Linked DNA regions of Homo sapiens: region 2 is linked to region 1. A link is an interaction called in ENCODE POLR2A ChIA-PET data of the cell type or tissue named here. Cell type or tissue: OCI-LY7. All regions are shown on one strand. Links, peaks and the distances in the headings refer to the core of each region. The heading gives the core; the rest is flanking DNA.

What was found. ChIA-PET counts read pairs that join two places held together with the same protein. Peaks named below come from ENCODE experiments on the same cell type or tissue, not always from the same donor. Only the 100,000 strongest peaks of a DNase experiment are listed, where the experiment ranks them.
Region 2: POLR2A ChIA-PET joins it to region 1 with 7 read pairs; 8 of 35 experiments call an interaction of 5 or more read pairs at or near these places.

The regions. Positions count from the first base shown.
Region 1 is chr12:95,550,280-95,555,816 of GRCh38, forward strand. It overlaps USP44 (ubiquitin specific peptidase 44), which reads right to left and starts at 1,197. Exons shown (of 6, transcript NM_032147.5): 1 at 993-1,197. In OCI-LY7, for the core only: no CTCF peak of the experiment used is centred there; no DNase peak of the experiment used is centred there; H3K4me3 peaks cover 312 bases.
Region 2 is chr12:95,208,427-95,213,963 of GRCh38, forward strand. FGD6 (FYVE, RhoGEF and PH domain containing 6) reads right to left here. Exons shown (of 21, transcript NM_018351.4): 2 at 417-2,841. Among named protein-coding and RNA genes, the nearest start is that of FGD6, 6.3 kb to the right of the region's middle. RefSeq lists a silencer at 227-521. In OCI-LY7, for the core only: no CTCF peak of the experiment used is centred there; no DNase peak of the experiment used is centred there.

The DNA.
Region 1 (5,537 bases), core at 943-4,942:
TTGAAAAAAATACCAAATATGTACATTAAGGTTACAACTGCATAAAATGTAGTCATGCAAATAAAGATTAAAGGGATGAATTTGCATAGTTTAATACTCATTTTGTTCTTTTTTCTATATATTTAAGTGCATAATAATTCTGATTCAATAATGACCCCAGTGCACTTCTCCCACTCAAAACATCTAACCTCTATGTTGTACTTTTGCCCACCACCTGAATTTCTCAAATGCATTAAAAGCATTACATGAGGGCATCTCTTAAGATGAAATATTTAAAATTTAAGTATTTCTGGCATGCAATATGGTTTTTCCTGTAATTCCTTGAAAGCAAAATATTAATAATAGAAAAATCAAAACTCTTGCTTTCCTATTATAATGCCATAAAACCATTCTGGAAGGTCGTTTGGGAGATAGGAAGAGTCTTAGTTGCCTCCCTCTGATCTAGTAATTGGGCGGGGTCTTTTAAGGACTAAAATGATGTGAATAAATGAAGAGAAAAAGTGAAATGGGAAGAAAAGCAAAGGCAAGCTGTGTAAGGCATAGGTGGAGAGTGCTGAATAGTGTCTTCAATAAAATGCCTTAATACAATGATGTAAGCTAGGAAGAGGTGCGGAGTGGGAAGGGAAGAGGCTGGAGACAAATTCTCATTACTAGTGTTAGTAATTAAAGAGCAGATGTTTGTAGTTTAGCTTTTTCTTCATACTTATTACTACTTATTCAACTTTGAAATTTCCTCAGCTACCATTTTATTCATGATCTTCACTATCTAGGCCTAAATTATAGCATGCTCTAGCTCATTTCCTGAGCTCCAGAACCTCTCTATTGCAATTTTATTTTTACATAGCAATCATAGTCATTCTTCTCCTTAAATTTTCCTATTTGTTTTTTAACCCGTCTCATCGAATCTAAGCTTTTTACTGTAACATTAAAAAAAAGAAAAGAAAAAAGCCTCCTTCCCTGCCCACCTTCATCAATGATGTCCCCAAACTTACCTATTAAAACCTCAAAATCAGTCTTTCCCCAGGTCGGCCTTTGGATAACTCAGAGGTCAGTCCCTGCAGGATCGCCCAGTTTCCATCAGGGCAAATGCTGATCTCCTAAGTGAAAAGTCCTGGCGGCTGCCTCCAGTGCCCCCCTGCAAATCATTACAAATCAACCTCTTTCAGGTTTGGCTTAAACTCTCACCTCCTGGAAACTGCTTTCCTGAAGTCACAAACCGGGCGTGCAGATCCCCATCCCCCACCCCCAGCAGTGCATTATTATGCAGTCACTGCTTTTGTTCCGAGTTCTGAGCCTGCTTCTATTTGCATCGTAACCTCTTTGGGGGCCGGGACTGTGCACTTGCTCCCTTTCTATACCTCTCCACAGTTCCTAGTACCGGCCAAAAACACTGCTGAAATGCCTAATGAATCAACCAGAAGTTCCTTAGCATAATATAGGAGCGTGGAAGTGATGTTTAGGGGGGCTTCCCTTGCTTCCCTGATCCCCAGATGGAGAGAAATGGCAATTTGCCCTTCCAAGGTAAGCAGTTTCCTAAACCAGATAAAATTTTAACGATTCTGAAACCTAATGGATGTGTAACTACTCAATTCTGAGTTACTACACAAACAGTTTTGCCCTTTGTATCCTGAGAGAAAAGTACGAATGAATTAAAAGAAGACAAAACATTGTAAATTTCATAAACCTCAGAGTGGCTTTTTATGCTTTATGTCGATTTTTAGAATTTCCTAGTCCAGTCTTTCATGAATCGAAGAATATTTCAGGAATCATAATTGCAGACTAAAGAATTTATGAGCTTGTGAAATTTTAGGAATCACTTTTAAGACTTTTCAGAGTTTTACAGACAATGCTCTTACCTAATAACTAATATTCGCTTAACATTTTTTTCAACACCTAAATGCCTGGCACCATGCTAAGCATTGAGATATTCATAGCATTCATTTCAATGGTTATGAGGAGATGAAGGATTGAGCAGAGGAAGTGGGTAAAGAAACGCTAAATAACTCAGCCATAAACTTTTGATTAAGGTGTAGCAACACACTTCAGTTGAACTTTTTAAATGAGAGGAACCCAAACGACCTTAAATTTCTGGCAAATATGAAAGAAAGGAGTTGAGAAAAAAGGAGTATGGAAAAAAGAGCAGCAGATGTAAGCTATGGCCTTAGTGGAGGAAAGTGAGTAGAAGGGGCTTTAGAATTCGCCTTTTTTCTTTAATTCTAAGAATGAGGTTGGTAGCAGGTAAGGAAGGTAAATGCCAGCTGAGTAGATGGTACCAAAGTTGATTTGTTTTTAAAAGACCATTGTTTATTTGGTGGTCTGTCAGGGAAACTTGTACCTTGCAGGTGAATTTCCAACATAGGCCTACTGGAAACTGAAACCCTGAGCCCCAGGGTTTAGGTATAAATGGAAGCAAAATTGTGAAGTGAGTCCATTTCTCCCCCTTTTTAAACATAAACATCCACTCCACCTCCACCCTATACTCAGTTTTTCTTTTCTTTTCTTTTCTTTTTTTTTTTTTTTTTGAGACAGAGTCTCGCTCTGTCACCCAGGTTGGAGTGCCGTGGCGTGATCTCGGCTCACTGCAACCTCCGCCTCCCGGGTTCAAGCAGTTCCCCTGCCTCAGCCTCCTGAGTACCTGGGATTACAGGTATGCACCACCACGCCTGGTTAATTTTTGTATTTTTAGTAGAGACGGGGTTTCACCATGTTGGTCAGGCTGGTCTCCAACTCCTGACCTCGTGATCTGCCCGCCTCGGCCTCCCCAGGTGCTGGGATTACAGGCGTGAGCCACCACGCCTGGCCCACTCTATACTCACTTTTACAGGGATCCTCAGGATGCTGTGTCCAGGGCTTTACTGCAGTCTGTCTCTCTTCCTTCCCATCAAAACTCTTCCCATTTTGTTCAGGACAGGTACACCAACCTTTCATTCTCTCTTTTTATTTATTTTTAAAATGGAGACAGGGTTTTGTCACCAGGCTGGAGTGCAGTAGCGTGATCATGGCTCACTGCAGCCTTGACCTCTCAGGCTCAAGCAATCTTCCCACCTCAGCTTCCTGTGTAACTGGGACCACAGGCATGCGACACAACTTCTGCTAATTGATTTTTTGTAGAGATGTGGGGGTGGAGGGGGGTTCTCCCTATGCTACCCAGGCTGGTCTCAAACTCCTGGCCTCAAGCAATCCTTGTGCCCCGGCCTCCCAAAGTGCTGGGGTTACGAGCATGAGCCACCATGCCTGGCCCCAACCTGTCATTATCTAAGGAGCTCAGTTATGAAGTAAAGTTATCTACTTTGTATTATTAGTGTTTAGTATTTTTTTTTCCATTTCTCTCTCAGACTGTTCTACCTCCTGTAGACACCCAGAGTTTGGAATTTCTAAAATGACATTTTAAACATTGTGACAGATCAGTGGGATAGATATTTTGCTAAGCCAAGGTACTTCCTTTCCAAGGATAAGCTATGGGAGGTGATGACAGCAGAATACACACACACACACACACACACAATACACGCAGACACACATATATATACTCATATGCACATATATAATTAGAACTCATTTAGCTATAATAACAATTTGTCCATCTAGTTATTTGCAATCCTTTCAGGATTTTTAAAATTTCTATCTCATTTGTAGAGTTTGGAAAATAGTATCTGTCCTATCTTCTTCACAATAATGTTTTAAGGACCAAATGAGGTTTTGTCCATGGAACCTGCCTAAACTGTAAGGAGAAAAGTCAGTGTGTTTATCATTATTTCTCTCTTAGGTTTACTATTACCCTGTAAAGTTCTTTGAAGTCAGAAACAGACTTTTGTTCATATTTACAACCCCTATAGCAATTAATACAGAACCTCACTCAGGATAGATAAGCAGTATTCCCTTAAATCAAGTTTTACTTCTGTACTAAAGTAATAGTCAATTCAAGGACAAGTGCTATAAAGGTTAAAATTAATTCTATTACTCTGAGAAACATGGCAATACTATTTTAGTCTTCCTCTCTCATAGTAGGGAGGGAAAGGATCTGGAAAGGCAGAGGGAGAGAGGGGGAGAAAAGAAAAGGCACTACAGGTGGAAATTTCAACTCTTAAAGTTTTAGTAAACCATGCCAAAAAGATACTAGTAACTTTTCATGAGGAAGAGATTATTGGGGTACCCAAGTTTTGTTTTTATACTCTATACATGTTTTTAAACCCATTTCTTTTTTTTAAAAAAAAATAATAGAATGAGGAAAGTGTAGATGGATAACTGTAGCTATTTGTATAATTATTTACATCTTGCCAAACCATTTGGAAATTGAAATCCTGCAGTGTCGCTCCTGGGTTGTAAAAGATAAGAAAAGTAAATAGAAGGCCCCCTTAATACAACGTGATATTGCATCATTTAAAAGAAACCACAAACTGTCTATTCAGGATGTATGCATACAATAAAAAGAGCTAACAATTCTTCATGTGTAAGAGCTAGGATGATCAACCTGCTTTTCTCTGCCATCTTAAGGTTGCTTCTTTTTAGGCCAAGGTACCTCGTGGTAGCAATCATTGATTTAGTCATCTGTAAATAGTGTTTGTAAGCCTCTTTTCCTTAGCTAACCAGTGATTAACTCCTAGAAAAACCACATTTTTTTTCCTGCCACCCAGGAGTGCAGTGGCGTGATCTCAGCTCACTGCAGCCTTGACCTACCAGGCTCAAGCAATCCTCACACCTGTGCCTCCCAAGTAGCTGGGACTACAGGCACATGCCACTACACCCAGCTAATTTTTGTATTTTTTGTAGAGATGGGGTTTCACTATGTTGTCCAGGCTGGTCTTGGACTCTTGAGCTCAAATGATCCACCCACCTGGACTTCCCAAAGTGCTGGGATTACAGGTGTGAGCCACTGCACCCAGCCTTGAAAACCACATTTCTGAGGGAAACTCTTTGGGGGAAGGGAGGTTGTGTGTAAGTTAGATAGTCCCTATCTATTTCATTTTATTTTTGGTTTTGAAATTAGTGTTTAAAGAATTAAGCATAATGAATACTTGATATTAATTTCTTGGATGTTTTTTGAGATGGAGTCTCACTCTTGTCACCCAGGCTGGAGTGCAATGACACAATCTCGGCTCACTGCAACCTTCGCCTCCTGGGTTCACGTGATTCTCCTGCCTCAGCCTCCTGAGTAGCTGAGATTACAGGCACCTGCCACCACACCCGGCTAATTTTTTTATTTTTAGTAGAGACGGGGTTTCACCATGTTGGCCAGACTGGTCGCAAACTCCTGACCTCAGGTGATTCACCCGCCTCGGCCTCCCAAAGTGCTGGAATTATAGGTGTGAGCCACTGTGTCTGGTCCTTGGATTTTTTTAAATGTCCTAAATATGCGGCTCCTAATCTTTAGAAAAATAATGAAGGATGAGCCAAGCATTGTAGGGGGGGGAAAAAAAGCTTGAAATATGACATGTAATGGGATGTTTTTCACAAGTATAAAGTTTTATTTTGTCTGTTTGGATGAAAACTCCAAAATGCCACAGGAATGATCACAGAAGGAAATTTATATAAATTTA
Region 2 (5,537 bases), core at 989-4,988, 340 kb before region 1:
AGCGCACCACACGTAAATGCCTACATATTTCAGTAACTTCAGACTTCTTATACCTAGCAAATAAATGTCATTGAATTGGCCAATTTCCTGCCCCAGGTTTCCTGATATGACTTCTGAGCTGGTGTCTGGAGGCCCAGGACCTCTCTGTTCCACGCCTTCCTTGCAGCAGCACCTACATTGCCACTGGTTCAAATTCTTTGAATCGGTTACTAAAATAAATTAACTACTTCAAGCTTGTATTGCAAATACCCATTCCAACTGTATGCTAAAAGGAGGCTGCACTTGAGAATAATTACACATTTTCTAAACTATTCCTTCAACCACGTGTTTTTTTTCCCCCTGCATTCCTAACTCACCAGGCTGTTGAAGGTTAATTGCAATGATGCATGCAAAAGTGTCTGTCTGGCACCTGTTACCTGGAATGCTGATGTCTGGGTCCAAGCTGCAGCTGGCCATCTGGAGCTTCATACGGCTCTTCTACCTCATACACATTTGCATCAGCGTCCTCCATGCTGCTGGAATTCTGCCATTCCAACTCTTGAGTTTTCCGTATAGCCATAATAAATGGCAAGTTCTCGTACTCTGGTATTTCCTCATAATGGCGTATATTTTCATACTCCGGTGCACAGAGGCTTGTAACAGACTTGTAAGGTGCCTGAGATGATGACTCCCGGGAGAGCATTTGGTCATCCAAAGACTCAGCTCTCAGACCATTAGCTGCACTGGTCTGGCCCCGAGACTTCTTCCTCTTCTTTTGAGATTCCAGGCTATAGTTTTCTGTGGAATATGCCTTGATGGGTTTACTTCTCTTCTCCTCTCCTACCAACAAGCCTTGCCAATCACTTTCAATCCCCTTCTGCTCCCCACTGGAGAGGTGGCCTGTGGTGGTGTCTCCGAGTTGGCTACTCTTGGACCAAAATTTTTGAAAGTCACTCTTCATGAAACAGATGGACAGTTTCATGCTGAGCAACTTTTTAAAAGAGTTTTTCTTTGTAGAGTCTTTGCAAGGCTTAGTGCACTTTTCCACATCCATAGCAGATAACGATTTTGCTCTGGGCTTGGTTAGGGCTGTTGAAGGCTCACTGTTTGACGATACGGTGACAGACTTTAAGAATTCTGGGTTCCCTGAAAAGGGTAAAATAGGATGAGGTAACTTCCACACTGGCTTTTCTGAAGCCCGTTTAGGCATATCAAAGGAGGATGACACACCACGGTTTTGGGCACACAAATGCTGAAGGTGATTTCTTTCTAGACTCTTCTCTGAACTTTTTTCTTCACTTGAAGGATAAGAACTTTTTTCCAAAAGCTCCTCGGAGGCAGCCTTTTTAAGCACTCCTGTAGCAGGCAAGCTATGTCTTTGAGGTTTTTTGGGGACAATTCGTAGAGAATTTTCCTCTTTTATAACAGATTCCTTTTGCATTTGAGGGGCAGAAACTCCCAGGTTTCTCCCAGATTGCAAATGTTCATTGCAAGTTAATTTGAGCTGCTTAGGCAGGCTCATAGATACAGTACATCTTATAAAACCGGTCCCTTCGTCCACAGCAAGCGACATACTAGAACCATCTACAGTTGTGCTGTCAGAACTCAAATTAGAGTCTTTATCAAAAGAAGGTGCCATTTTTTCAAAGGAAGTTGTTTCATTACACATGGCTTTCTGTGAATTGACTAAGTCCTGTGCATCACTGTTGGATTCCATATTCAATTCACTTTTATTTCCTAGCTTCATTTTATCCACCTGTTCCTGCTTACACAAAACATTCTGATGCAGAACACTGATTTTATTGATTTTCAAACTATTTTCAGTAAGACAGGAAGAGCTACTGTCTGAATTCCCCGGTTCTTCAGTGCTTTCACTAGGAGTATCTACACACTTTTGGCGTAACAGACGAGCAGTTCGTGTCTTTCTGGGCTTGGGAGTTGGAAATTTTGGGGTATATGGTACTAAATGAATTTCTAAGGGACCAAGGTCTTTGACTTCTGATTTCTTACTAACTCCATCTGAAGATATTAAAGTACTCCTTTTCCCATTTTCCAGAGCCTCTAGTTCAGATGACTGAAAGCAATTATTGCTTTTTTCACTGTCATCCTGGCAAGTTTCAAAATGTTCACATTCATCACTAGGAAGCTGTAAGTGGCAACTGTGATGATCAGGAACTTTTTCAAAGCTGGATGGGGAAGGTGACAAATCCGCAAATTCAATTCTGAATTGTCCATTTGAATTACAGCCACCATTCATTTCTGGGCTGTCTGTGGGCCTGTGCTTCTGTGCAGAAATAAAAGGTGGCATTTGGTGTATTAAGGCATCTTTGAGCTCCTCTTCTAAAACGCTTGCCTTTAAAACAACCCCACCCTGGTTCTTGGCTTTTTCACCATACAAATCACATTTACTCCTAGTTTTTATAGTCAAAGTCTCATCAATTTTACTGTTTTCTAAATTTTCATTCATTTCCAGGGGCTCTAAAACAAGCTGCTTTACACACAAATTCTCTCTATGGCCCAGCTTATGGATACACTCAGAACTGCAGGAACACATTGGTGAAATATAATCATTGCTCTGATTGCCTTCATATTTACAATTAAAGTTGTCAGTGCTTTCAGCTAATTCCTGTTTATGCCCTTCCAGGTTCAACATGATTTTCCTTGATGGCGACTGCCCAATCTCTCGAACAGGTGAGGTCTTCAGGACTTTTGGTTTTGGGGCTATTGCTGGTTTCATTTTCTTTGTCGACTGTGGAACACTAGAAATCACAATGTCGGGTTTAGGTGCAATAGGAGGTGGGGCTGGCTTATTATTTGCCACAACAAACTTGGGCTTGGGGGCCACTGGTGGCTTCTTTATCTCTAGAAAGGAAAAAATAATAATTTGATGTCAAAACAACCAAAGCACAAAATGATACATGATTAAATCTGATAGCATTTTTTATTTTTAACAATATGACCTTGCCTTTTACTGAGTATGTTACATTATATAGTATCAATATTACTCCTGAAAATTCCTTAAATTGTCTTTCAATTCCATACATAGCTTTGGGTCTATTGTACATTTTTAAATAAATCCAATACAGTTTGTTTCTCCAGCTTTGGAACTGTTACCATATCTTTTTTTCTTTTTCTTCTTTTTTTTTTTTTGTGAGACGGAGTCTTGCCCTGTCGCCCAGGCTGGAGTGCAGTGACATGATCTCGGCTCACTGCAACCTCTGCTTCCAGGGTTCAAGTATTTCTCCTGCCTCAGCCTCCTGAGTAGCTGGGATTACAAGTGCGCACCACCACATCCGGCTAAGTTTTGTATTTTTAGTAGAGATGGGGTTTCACCATGTTGATCAGGCTGGTCTCAAACTCCTGACCTCGTGATCCACCCACCTCAGCCTCCCAAAGTGCTGGGATTATAGGCGTGAGCCACCGCGCCCAGCCCATCATATCTTTCATTGACAAAAAATGAGATAATTGACTTCAGTTTGGGACCCACATAGTTGTTCTTCAATTCATTTGCCAAGTGCTGAAAGTTGAATTTGCCTAAGTTAAATGTAGGATGCAGCTCTTTAAACTTCAGATCAATGATCAATGATCTGTCTACCTCGATAGATAGAACCCCAAAACAATATTAAAAAAGGAAGACAGAAATCAGAAATTTTCTAAATTTAAAAACTGAAAATTAATTCTTTGGTATTATTTAAGGCTCATAATAAACCTGGTATTTCTTTCTCCAAGAGTTATTGGTTGGGAATTTTCATTATATTCCTTCACGGAGCTCTATTTTTTAAAAAGTCACATGTCTAGGTCCTACCCTAGAGTGAACTAGTTAGTTTCTGGGGATAGATCCTGGACATCTGTACATCTTTTAAGTTCCACAGGTTATGTTGTTTATCCCTCATTAACATCCACTGTTCTACTACATTTAAAAGATAACTACAATTTCTAGTGTAGCAATTCTTCCTAAACATTATATATAAGGTATTTAACTAACACCTATTATACAATGCTGCATCGGTACAGATCTGCTCCTATACTATAGGAACCTAATAAAAGCTTTACACAACAGACCTATAAAGCGAAAAGATAAATAAAGCCTGTATATCTGTAAGTTCCTTTATGTTCTTCCACCTACACTGTCATATTATTGACCACATTTCCCCAAGGAGACATGTCATAAAAAATATTTTATCTTTTACATTTATATTTGTTCGTTTGACAGGATCTAACACTTAATAAAAACTTAATTTACTGAAAAAACTTTTCAAAATATCTGCTGCAAAGGACTGCTGGACGTTGTTTAATTACTTGAATAGACAGGGGCTCTGATATTTCATTTGGTGATGACTTACTTTTGAACAAAGGAAATTAGTCACGACACTTGGGAAGCTATTACACGGAACTGAGTTTTTTTAAAAAAAAGAGGAGTAGGGTGCTCTACTTCCTTTTACCAACCAAGGAAGAATTCCCTAAATCTCTACTTCTATGTGTGCAATAAAGATTATATGATGTATATGATGATACATGTCCTCTCACTCAATTTCTAGGTATAATGTCATCATCAATAAAAAATTATTTTCAAAATAATGCAAATTCCTATACTACATAATTTCAGTTAGCTGTTCAATCATCATAGTTAATTTTGTCTGAGTTTTTTTTAGGCAGAAAATAACTGAAAAACCCTTCAAATCCTAGTGAGAAACCTAGTTGTAAATGTCTATTAAATCAAACCCTCCATTTAGTAAGTCAAGTCTTAAGAGAAAGTATGAATGCCTTAGGCCTCTTCCCAACGGCCCATCTTACTCAGTACGACTGTCAAGTTGATTTTATTTCTGTAACCATTATCAAAACATCCTACCTCTGGGATTTTTCAAAGAATTTTTTAAAAATTAGTTTTGGCAGCCTGGCATAGTGGCTCATGCCTGTAATCCCAGCACCTTGGGAGGGCAAGGTGGGAGGATTGCTTGAGCTCAGGAATTGGAGACCAGCCTGGGCAACACAGTAAGACTCCGTCTCCATGAAAACAAAAAAAATAGTTTCGTAAAATGAAGAGTTCTTGAGATTGGATGTACCATGTGAATGTACTTAACACTTCTGAACTATACACTTAAAAATGAGTAAGACGGTAAATTTATCTTATGTGCTATTTTACCACAGTTGGAAGAAAACTTCATCTCTCATCAAATTAATCTTTTACTTTCCGTATCTTAGAACCTTGTCAGAAGCTTTAGGGTCATTTAAATATCATTTTTAAAAAATCCCTGGTACCAATTTTACTCTTTTTAAAAAATGCGTTTTGTACACAAATCTGCTTCCAAGAGATATAAATTCCTGTTCTAGTGTCACAGAAATTCAATTAACTACGTATGTGCTGGAGTTGATTCCCAATAAATATAGCAAAGTCCTATTACGTACATAAAACCCTCAACGCATACTCACTGAATTCAATTAATAACTGTGAACTTGGGCTTGCCATTGTTAGTTAACTGTGTATTGAAGGAAGTCACAGACATAACTCAGGGAGCTGGCTAACCTAATTGTGGGCCTTGTACAGACCTGGCTGCCTC